Regions from separate parts of the Homo sapiens genome. Here region 1 is linked to region 2. Evidence: read pairs that join two places in POLR2A ChIA-PET (ENCODE). Cell type or tissue: MCF 10A. All regions are shown on one strand. Each heading gives the region's core, and the rest is flanking DNA. Links, peaks and the distances in the headings are about the cores only. Region 1 overlaps RBKS (ribokinase). Region 2 overlaps MRPL33 (mitochondrial ribosomal protein L33).

Region 1 (5,389 bases), core at 242-5,241, 67 kb after region 2:
TTCTATTGGGGTTACAGTGCTGAAAACACTGTAGAGCCTCTTCTCTGTTTCTTGAGCAGCAAAAACACATAAAGCTTAGGCCACGTGCTGGACAGTGTTAAAATTTATGGACTTGACTTTTCTAGAGATACTCTTCATAAAGGCTCAGTTTGTTGGAATCAATGGGTTGTGGCACTTTAAAGTGTGGTTTAAACTAGGAGACAGAACTTGGGTCTTAGAGTCTGAAATCATGGTTTCTTCAACTTAAAGTGCGACACTGTTTGAACAAATGACTTAACCTCTCAGTCTCAGTCTTCTCACCTTTAATCTGAGAGAACAATGCCTGCCATATCTTTGTCATAAGGTTTTTCTGAGGGTAAAATGTGTACGAAAGTACTTTATAAGATGTAAAGTACATATAAATGCATGGTATTACTATTTCTGCTATTATTATATAAGGAAGTTCATGCAGAATTAATACCAAGGCATGCTGGCTCTTAATAAAAGTGTGAAGTAGGCCAAGTGGTCTGTGGCCCACTGTCACCTACCCCGCTTCCTGCTGTCCTGGGTCCTCCAGCTCCCAACTGGAAGAGCTACACGGAAGGTGATGGAGGAAGCCTTTCTGGACCCCACCCAATGACAGCCCCAGGGTAGGCTGCCTGCCCATCCGGATTACTCTATTCTCACCTGTGAAAGGTTAGCTCCTCAACTGTGGCTGCTGTATCTTTCTCTCCTTCACAAGCAGGGTAGGTAACAGGCAACTAGACTAGGACAGAGGGAACAGTGATCTCTGAGCAGTAAGGGATAGTAGGAAAAAAAGAGAAGTTACACGAGAATGTGCTTTGATCTATACAAAGAAAGACAAGAGCAGGAGCAGGGTGGCACCCTGTATTCACATCACTCTGCTGAGATGGGCACGGTGCAGAGAATGCGTAACCATAAGCATTAGACTTTACTGTGACACTCCAAGAAAATGGAACCAAATGGGTTTTGGCTTAGAATTCTTTCTGACAGCTTCATGTCCATTAAAAATACACTAAATGTCAGGGAAAATTTACCACAGCATGTTGTTTTGCCAAGAGGAAAATTTGTTAAATCAGGACGAACATTTTAAAATTCTCCACAAAATCATTTCAGTGACTTATTTTCCATTTATTTCTATGTAGAACACTACACACTTTGGGAGAAATCACTTATATAAACACACACACACACACACACACACACACACACTGTTCTTTTTCTTTTTTCTTTTTAGTTTTGTATCTTGAGAAATAGTCAGTGTGGTTCTCTATTTTATTCTTTAAAAAAATCACAGAACTATTGCCACAATATCAAGAAGTCATCATGTTAGAGTGGCTACTATTTATTTTGATTTTTTTCACCAAATGATGCTTGATCAGGATATTATCCTAACTTTAAAGAGAGAAGTGGATTGAAGAGGAAAAAATTGGGATTTACCACCATGTACTACACCATGCTTGGCATCCTATTTTATTTTATTCCATCCTGAGAACAATTCTGCAGATGGAGTATTTCTATATGCATTTTACTGAAAAGGCTCAGACAAATCAGGTAATTCTGCTAGGACCACGAAGCTGACAAGGGACAGAAATGGGATTCTAATTCAGAAGATGCTTTCCCCACTAGTCAGTGGTGAAAAGGAAGCAAACAAATAAATCATCTGGATTTTTAAAAAGTTTGTTATTTGCTGGAGGTGAGAAAAGAGGAGTGAGTGGGAGAAAAGATGAATCAAGATTAGCTACAGGTTGATAACTGGAAGCTGGGTGATGGATTTCACTGTACAATTCTGCTGCTTTTGTAGGTTTGAAAATTTCCAAAATCAAAAACAAAAGAGGCAATGTCAATGGACATTGATAACATAGAAAATATTACATATAAATAATCTTTTGTTGTTTATTGAAAGATGATAAAGTTTTACAAAAAGGAGAAAAAACCTAATCTTCAATTCCTAGAGATGTTTGTCAAAAAGTAACTGGGCTGCCCCAGTTACTTTTGTATGTATGCATGTATTTGTATGTATGACATGCAGCTTAACCTCTGCTTCTCAGAGTAGAAAACATTTCACCACCTAGAGTGTACCTTGGACAAGGGGCTGATTCAGGAATTCTTTTTTTTTTTTTTGAGACGGAGTCTCACTCTTGTCACCCAGGCTAGAGTGCAGCAGAGCGATCTCGGCTCACTGCAACCTCCACCTCTAGGGTTCAAGCGATTCTCCTGCCTCAGCCTCCTGAGTAGCTGGAATTACAGGAATTCTAATTCTACTTGTACCATTTCTGCCAGCTACATTGAAGATTTATATTGCGGGATATCGGAAATGCTACTCATGTTTTTTTTTTTACCCTGTTTGCAAGGTTTTCTAACATTATCAAGAACCACAAGACTGTGAATCTCACAGATGGAAGAAAGAATATTTTACGACAGAAAGAGTATTGCTTTGCTTAACTTAAAAGGTTAACTTTAATTAAGACAGCGATAAAAGCTTTTATAGAAAGAATGACAAATATGTATAATTACCTCCACTCCTGCGGGCCATTGTTAGGGCTTCCAAAGAAGTTGCTGGAGTTATTTCGAGCTGGCAGACCATGACTTTGGCTCTGCTAATGACATTGGCTGCTGCCCTCAGATCCTCCGTATTCAAAAGTAAATTTGCTCCAGCCACTATGACAATGATATTCTGGCCTATAAAGAAATTCCACCTATTATATTAAAACTAAACAAAGCCAAGCAAATGATATTCTGCAGTGTTATGAATACAATCGCCCTTGTAAAGTCATTATACAAAATGTGTTATTAAGTATTAATTTTAGCATTTCTAGGTTATTCAGCTTGAACTTTGAGTTCCAAATGTATCTTTTATAATATCTCTGTAAGATGCACATTATTCTGATCACCTTAAGCAAAATCTTAAAAAGATTTTCCCAATATTCTTATATATAAAGAATATTAGTTGAGAAATGACATATAACATACTTTAAACATTTCTTTTATAGAAAATAGCTAGTATATGTATGCGGTAAAGGTTCTGAATCCTAAATGACAGATGCCATAGAGATGAATATAAATAGGAATAAACTTGTATGACACTGTAGTATGCAAGCAGTTCATGTGTGTACCCTATGGTATTCTAAAAAGTGATTCTGTCAATCAAAACACATTTTAAATATCTAACAGATAGAAAATTGTATCAGATATAGAGGAGAGAGGGATACCTGGCTTATACTATAATGGATCAAACAGAAACAGAACTAAGGAATCTGATATATTCTTATTACTTGGACCTGCTGTCTATAATCCCACCTGAATGAGGCAGGGGTGGTGGTGCATTTCATCTGTAAGGTGAACCCTTAAGAGCTGTGCTGTCCAACATGGTAGTCATGAGCACGAGCCACACATGGCCATTGAACATTTGAAATGTGGCTAGTCCTGGCTGGGCAGAGTGGCTCATACCTATAATTTCTAGCACTTTGGGAGGCCGAGGTGGGCAGATCACTTGAGGTCAGGAGTTGAAGACCAGCCTGGTCAAATGGTGAAAACCCATCTCTACTAAAATTACAAAAATTAGCTGGGCGTGGTGGTATGTGCCTGCAGTCGCAGCTACTTAGGAGCCTGAGGCGTGAGAGTCGCTTAAACCTGGGAGGCGGAGGTAGCAGTGACCTGAGATTGTGTCATTGCATTCCAGCCTGGGCAAGAGTGAGTGAGACTCTGTCTCAGAAAAAAAAAAAAAAAAAGAAATGTGGCTAGTCCACTGAGGTGTGCTTCAAGTAAAATACAAGCGGATTTCAAAGATAGTACAAAGGAAATAAGGTAAAATATCCATTTATTCTTACCATTTTAAAAATTAAAAAAAAATTAAGATAAATTTTGGGGTCTCACTCTGTTGCCCAGGCTGGAGTGCAGTCGTGCGATCTTGGCTCACTGCAGCCTCCACCTCCTGGGTTCAATCAACTCTCCCACCTAAGCCTCCCAAGTAGCTGGTATTGCAGGGGTGTGCCGCCACGCCTGGCTAATTTTTTTTTGCATTTTTAGTAGAGATGGGGTTTCACTATGTTGGCCAGGCTAGTCTCGAACTCCTGACCTCATGTGATCTACCCGCCTTGGCCTCCCAAAGTGCGGGGATTACAGGTGTGGGCTACCGTACCCAGCCAAGATAAATTTTTGATTACACACTGTAATGATAATATTTTGGACATATTGGGTTAAATATATGGCCTAAGTTAAATTTACCTGTTCCTTTTTACTTTTTAAAATGTGGCTACTAGACAATTTAAAATTCCACACGAGGCTTGCATTTTATTTTTATTGGACAACACTGATCTGGAGGAATGAGTTGTAGCAGGCATTTTCTGTGCTCCGGGCTGCTCGTGCTGATCTTGTACAGACATGACCTAAAATCACCTCTCAACACAGAACAAATTCTATCCTATCATCTTACCACAGATGTGTTTGTTGGCCACGAGGAAGACTTAATAAAGTGGGGATGGTTCAGCATAAACCTAACCTCAGTCCTAGAAAAATTCAAAGTTCCCACTTGCTGAAAGACAGCATCTCTCCTTCCTTTTCTTCAGTGACCTCATTTTCTCTGTTGGAGTCAGCTGCTGCTTCCATGTTGCTGTCTCCCAGATCCAAATTTTTGGCCTGGCCTTAGCTGCTAAGCAGCAAGCCCAAGACTATAGCTGTCTGATGGATAATGCCATATGGCTAGCTTATTCATGCCTCAAATTTAACTAGTCAAAACTAAACTCATTACTTTATCTTGCAAACTCACTCCTTCATTTAAAGGAGCTGATTGTCCCATCTCTGTGTATTTGTCCTAATTCTTCTATTACCACCTATAGTCTTGAGGGCATTACCGTACACTGTAAACCAGGCAAGGTCTACCAAATAGGCACTTGACACACACTATGACATTATATCTTTGCATGGAAAATGCAGATTTTGTTCATAGATAAGAAAGAGAACTTGAGGATAGTCCTAGAACAACAACAACAACAACAACAACAACAAAAGAGGTTTAAGACAAGGAATGAGCTGCTGTTGGCAGGAATAGTTACTTAAAATGTAGCTTAAATGAACACAGGCTTTCTATAGTTAGAATGCAAACTTTTATCTACCACCTTTAGGTGAAATATATCGTTATTATTGCTACTTGGAATCACTAAAGCCGAGTTAAAAATACCATATTTTCTGTGAGAAATGATGCTGCAAAGCTGCATTATAAATAAAAGACACATTGTGACAAATCCTCATTTAACACAAGCACGCTGTCCACAACACATGAGGTTCTGTCCTAGGTGCCCCAGGAAATGCTTGGTCCTTCTGAATATTGATTCTGATTTAAAAAAACTTATGTAGGCGTTTTTATAATTAAAACAGTTGGCAGAAATTA
Region 2 (5,389 bases), core at 135-5,134:
TTAAAAGATCTGGTGAGGCAAACATGGACTTTCTGCTTTGGATGAGTGGAACTTAAATGAAATATGAAGGGGCACAAGGTTTTGCGCATTAGCAAACTAAAAGCTTTAGTCTCTTTATTTTGTCCCTTCCTGAATATAATCATTTATGCCCTGGAAGAGAGGGCTGTTCTGAGACAGCGATCTTTACAATTTCCTCACTAGCCAGCTGTGGTTACCAGTATTTTGATATTTTCCCCTTCCTGACTTCTGCTCCTCGTGAAGGGTGGATGTCTGAGGCTAGTCCCGCAATGTGGCTTGATTGTTCTTATTGTTTTGGTTAGGTCATTGCGAAGTAACTCTGTGTAGTGGAGCAAATCCTAGAGATTTGAAACCATTGAAACTGTTTCATGGAAAACTTAGGCTGTCTTACAACTGAACCTTTTAGGGCCAAGTGATATCTCACAACTAATATTACCCTACAGAGTTCTCAAAATGTGCCATCCCCCTGTGACTGATTTTAGTTTATTTCGTCAGCTCGTACATAACAGCGTACTTTTTAATCTTAGAAACATTCTGGTGAGAATGGTGAGCGAAGCTGGGACAGGTTTCTGCTTCAACACCAAGAGAAACCGACTGCGGGAAAAACTGACTCTTTTGCATTATGATCCAGTTGGTAAGATCTGGGGAGGTTAATGCTTCCAAGGCCTGTTGCCCCCTTTGTAGGCTGAACATCTGAACTCTCTGGAGGTGTTTTTTTAGCCTCTGACACTAGCATTCATTTAGTAAATAGGTATTGAATGATTGTTATGATGCTATTTAACATCCCAGGTGCTGGGATACACCAGGACACAAGACAAGTCCCTGTACTCTTGGCACTTAGTCTAGTCTGAGAGGGGGAGAAAAGATGACAAATTATAAGTGCTGTGAGAGAAACAATCAGGATGCTGAGGTGTAGGATGAAGTTGGAGAGTGGTAGGGAAAGTCACATTAGATGGCTAAATCAGGGAAGGTCTCTCCAGGAGGAGATAGTTAACCGAGACCTGAAGGTGAGAAACCAGCTATGTAAAGAGAATAGGTGGTAGTGTTCTGGAAACAGACAAGTGTCTTAAGAAGGGGACGGTATGGTGTCCTGGCATCATCTGTTCGACAGTGGCTAGTATTTGGTTCCTGATAGAAGTTAAAGGAATATGGTTTCTATATATTAGTGCAGTGGGGGTAGGAAATTTGATTTTTCCATTTTGTGCCATCCACTAAAATGCTGTACTATATGGTAACTTTAAATGGTCTCATTAGATGGAAGTATTTATCTAGAAGAGACAAGTGTTCCTAAGGCCATATTATCTGCTCACAAACAAAAATAGAGTCAGCACCTGATTGCTGTTGGTGGATGCCTATCCTGTTTCTGGATTTTATGTGCAGATTTATGTAAAAATAGCAAACGTGTTTTTTAATTTTAGAGCTCTGGCTGTTCATTTTGTGCTCTTTATAATTAATTTTTTTTTTTTTTTTTTTGAGATGGAGTCTCACTTTGTCGCCCAGGCTGGAGTGCAGTGGTACAATTTCGGCTCACTGCAACCTCTGCCTCCTGGGTTCAAGTGATTCTCCTGCTTCAGCCTCCCAAGTAGCTGGGACTACAGGTGTGTGCCACCACACCCGGCTAACTTTTATATTTTTAGTAGAGATAGGGTTTCACCATGTTAGCCACGCTGGTCTTGAACTCCTGACCTCAGGTGATCCACCCACCTCAGCCTCCCAAAGTGCTGGGATTACAGGTGTGAGCCACCGCACCCGGCCATTGCTTCTTAACAAGATAATGGCTATAATAACATGAGCAGACATTTTTTAAAGGCTCCAAGAAGCACAGTTGTCAGCTTAAAGTTTCTTGTGTTCCATCCTTTAACAGAAATAAAATTCCTTGCTGTTTTTATGGTGTTCAAATTTCTGTTTATTCATTATCAGAGTGAAAAGGGAATTCTAGGTCTGTATCTGATGGTAAGGAGTCTGAATTTCAGGATGATTCCTCATATGGTGGAAAAATGATGAGGTTTGCTGTTGGATTGATAAGGTTTAGAATTGGATTGGTATGTTTTTCTCCCTCTGATTTCTTTGTGTCAGCTGGTGAAAAGTCAAAGGGGTGACTGAGTAACATTCTGTGATATTTTAAGTATGAAAAAATGTATTGGGCTTTTCATCTTTAGTATGGAGGTATTAGGAACTTAATAATTGTCAGTTTGATTTTAAGTTTTGAGATTGGGAAAGGATACAGCCATAAACAGTTCTGATCATAGTTCAAAGTGGGAGAAAAGATTCACGTATAAATTTCAAACAGACGCTTAGAATTTTTCTGATAAGGAACGGTCTTAGCTTTGACAGCACAACTTTGTCTTTTCTGAAGAAGAGAATGTTCTGGGATAGCAGACTGCCTGGCTTTCTGCCCACCTGCTGAATGCCCTGCACGTGTTCGTGATGAAGATGTTTGCCTCGGGGCCTGCCCCCATTGCCCAGGGTACCAAATAGCTTGGCAGTTCTCCCAGCATGTTTTACTGTGATGAGTAAATTGTTAAGTTTGAGGACGATGATTGTTGGTCTGCTTTATGAAGGAAATAGGTAAGGAAACGTGAAAAAATTCCCAATTATTTGAGCATTTCATAATATAGTCTGTGGCAAGAAGCAGCTGCATGTGCCTATCCTTTCGAATTCCTTTTCCACGTATAAAACTAGATGCTAATTTCCGAAGAGGAAGGATTAAAGGCTGAGGCATGAGCTTATTAAACTTTCTTAAATATATTGAAGGTTTATCATAAAGAGAATGAAAACTTGTCAGTTTTAATTCCTTGGATGACTAAACAAGACAATATAGACTGTAATTGAAGCAGAATCGATTTTGGTTAGATGTAGGGAGAGAACTTGACAGATTCATTCTTCTATGAATTAAGCAGCAAATATTTTGACAGAAAATTAATTCATGTTTACAATTGTGGGTAGCAGTGTGTCATTTCAACTCAGTGTTGAGTGCGCACTATGTGTCCAGCAACAACCTTGTGAGGGAGATAGTTATCTCTCCCACAGGGAAGAAAGCAGGATAGAGTACTTTGAGAAATTTTCCCAGGGATTCATAGCTGATAAATGGTGGAGCCAGAGTTGGAACCGAGTCTTTCTCACTCAAGTCCCTGTTCTTCTATGTATTTATTTATTTAATTTTTTAAAATAGAGATGGGGTCTGTGTTGTGCAGACTGGTCTCGAACTCCTGAGCTCAAGCAGTCCGCCCACCTTGGCTGCCCAGAGTGTTGGGATTACAGGCCTGAGCCATTGTGCTTAGCCCTTCTAATTTAAAAATAGGTTTTTGGTTTTTTTTGTACAGTGTCTTCTGTGTTGCCCAGGCTGGTCTGGAACTCCTGGCCTCTACTAATCCTCCTACCTCAGTCTCCCAAGTGCTGGGATTATGGGCATGAGCCACCATTCCTGGCCAAGTCCCTGTTCTGTCTCTTACATGGAGCCAAATTAATCTAAAACTTTTTTTTTTTTTTTTTTTTTAATCAAGACCCATCCCTGTGGTCAGGCCATGGATCCCCACTGAGACTCCTATCACCAATCCCTCTACTAAACCAGATGCCCATTCCTGGTTCATTTAATCCAAATGCTGATCTGTCTTCAGGGACCAAACTTGACACTTTCCATGAGGACTTCTGTCACCATTCCTGTCCCTTTCTGACCTTTAGGTTCCTCTGGGGTTTACTGGACATTTGTGTGGGCACCTCATGATGTACTGATGTATTAAATCAGGGAGTCTTCTTACACTTTTGTAAACTCTACATTGCCTAGCACAGTTCTATGGACTTAAATATTTTATTCTTTGAGTTAAAGGAATAGGTGCAGTGAATGAATCAAAGAATTCTACTCAATATAGCCTTGCTCTACTAACCTTAATCAGTTACTCCTAGTCAGGGTCATTTAAATAGTCTCCAGATTGCTTTTCAGTGAGACAACCCCCCTACCCCCCGCCTTTTTTTAAACCAAGTTTTTAGTTCCCTGTAGAAAACCATGGGGGAAATATTTCTTGTCGTAATATAGATGAGAAACTGTTTTGGTTCTTTACTACCATCTTGTAATGCATTAATGCATTGTAGTCCTCCTTGGAGTTTTAGGAGGATCAATCCTACTTACATTTCACATGATTTGAAGTATGTTAAAAAGATCCCTTATGTACAGTGTATTAATATCATAGATAAATTCTGTTGACAGGTTAATGATTCTTAAATTCAGCTGCCCATCAATTGAGTAGTTTTAAAAAATGTAGACTTCAGTCCAACTCTAGCCCTACTAAACCAGAATTAAGGTAGGAGTGGAGGTGAGAATGGACTTACTTAGATAAGCTCATTCTTAGTCGTAGATAGCTTGGGAATCTCATATGCAGAGTATCCATATTGACTGTAGAAGAAAAAAGCTAAAATGTCTGTATGATAGGGACAAGTGAGGAATTGTTAGGTCATAGTTGTTTAAGTTCCTGGATCTTCCTTGGGTGATTATTCCATTTCTGGTGTTTTCTTGTTTTTGTTTTAGCAAAGAGGAAATAGGTAGGGGTGTGTGTGTGTGTGGGTGTGTGGGTGTGTGTGTGAGAGAGATGGAAGTTAATCGAGTGCCATAAGGCATTATAGAAATATGAAAGCCTTACTGCTCAGCATCTAGTCTTCAATCTTTTCTTTTTTTTTTTTTGAGACGGAGTTTCACTCTTGTTGCCCAGGCTGGAGTGCAATGGTGCGATCTCGGCTCACTGCAACCTCTGCCTCCCGGGTTCAAGTGATTCTCCTGCGCCAGCCTCCCGCGTAGCTGGGATTACAGGCATGCACCACCATGCCTGGCTAATTTTGTATTTCTAGTGGAGATGGGGTTTCTCCATGTTAGCCAGGCTGGTCTTGAACTCCCAGCCTCAGGTGATATGACCACCTCGGTCTCCCAAAGTGCTGGGATTACAGGTGTGAGTCACTGCGCCCAGCTAGCCTTCAGTGTTTCATCCAGGCCGGTAGCACTTTGTTTCAGAGAACTGTACTCTAATATTTACAATAATGAGATTTTGGTTATGATATTAATTATAGTACCAAACTAAAAACTCCGTATTTGGGTGTATTAACCCATCTCTGGGAAGTAGAGGTTTAGTGTCTATTACTCTTCCAGACAGCGTGGTCCACTTGGTTCTTGCTGCTCTCTTTCTGGAGTCCAGCTCCCAGTCTGTCCTTGCTTACCTCCTACAAGAGTGGACATTAATTGGGTGAAAACATTGTTTTCCATTTTTGTCCCTAGTTTTCTTTCTTAATGTGAATATTTCTTCATTGGTTGAATATGACTTGTGGCATACCAAGGATGCTGCTGATTAGCTAGTGGCCCTATAGCCATTTTCTCCAGTCTGCCCTG

What was found. ChIA-PET counts read pairs that join two places held together with the same protein. Peaks named below come from ENCODE experiments on the same cell type or tissue, not always from the same donor. Only the 100,000 strongest peaks of a DNase experiment are listed, where the experiment ranks them.
Region 1: POLR2A ChIA-PET joins it to region 2 with 5 read pairs; 5 of 35 experiments call an interaction of 5 or more read pairs at or near these places.

Annotation. Positions count from the first base shown.
Region 1 is chr2:27,840,550-27,845,938 of GRCh38, forward strand. RBKS (ribokinase) reads right to left here. Exons shown (of 8, transcript NM_022128.3): 5 at 2,518-2,682. Among named protein-coding and RNA genes, the nearest start is that of RBKS, 47 kb to the right of the region's middle. In MCF 10A, for the core only: no CTCF peak of the experiment used is centred there; no DNase peak of the experiment used is centred there.
Region 2 is chr2:27,773,879-27,779,267 of GRCh38, forward strand. MRPL33 (mitochondrial ribosomal protein L33) reads left to right here. Exons shown (of 4, transcript NM_004891.4): 3 at 546-652. Among named protein-coding and RNA genes, the nearest start is that of MRPL33, 4.9 kb to the left of the region's middle. In MCF 10A, for the core only: no CTCF peak of the experiment used is centred there; a DNase peak (open chromatin) is centred at 2,473.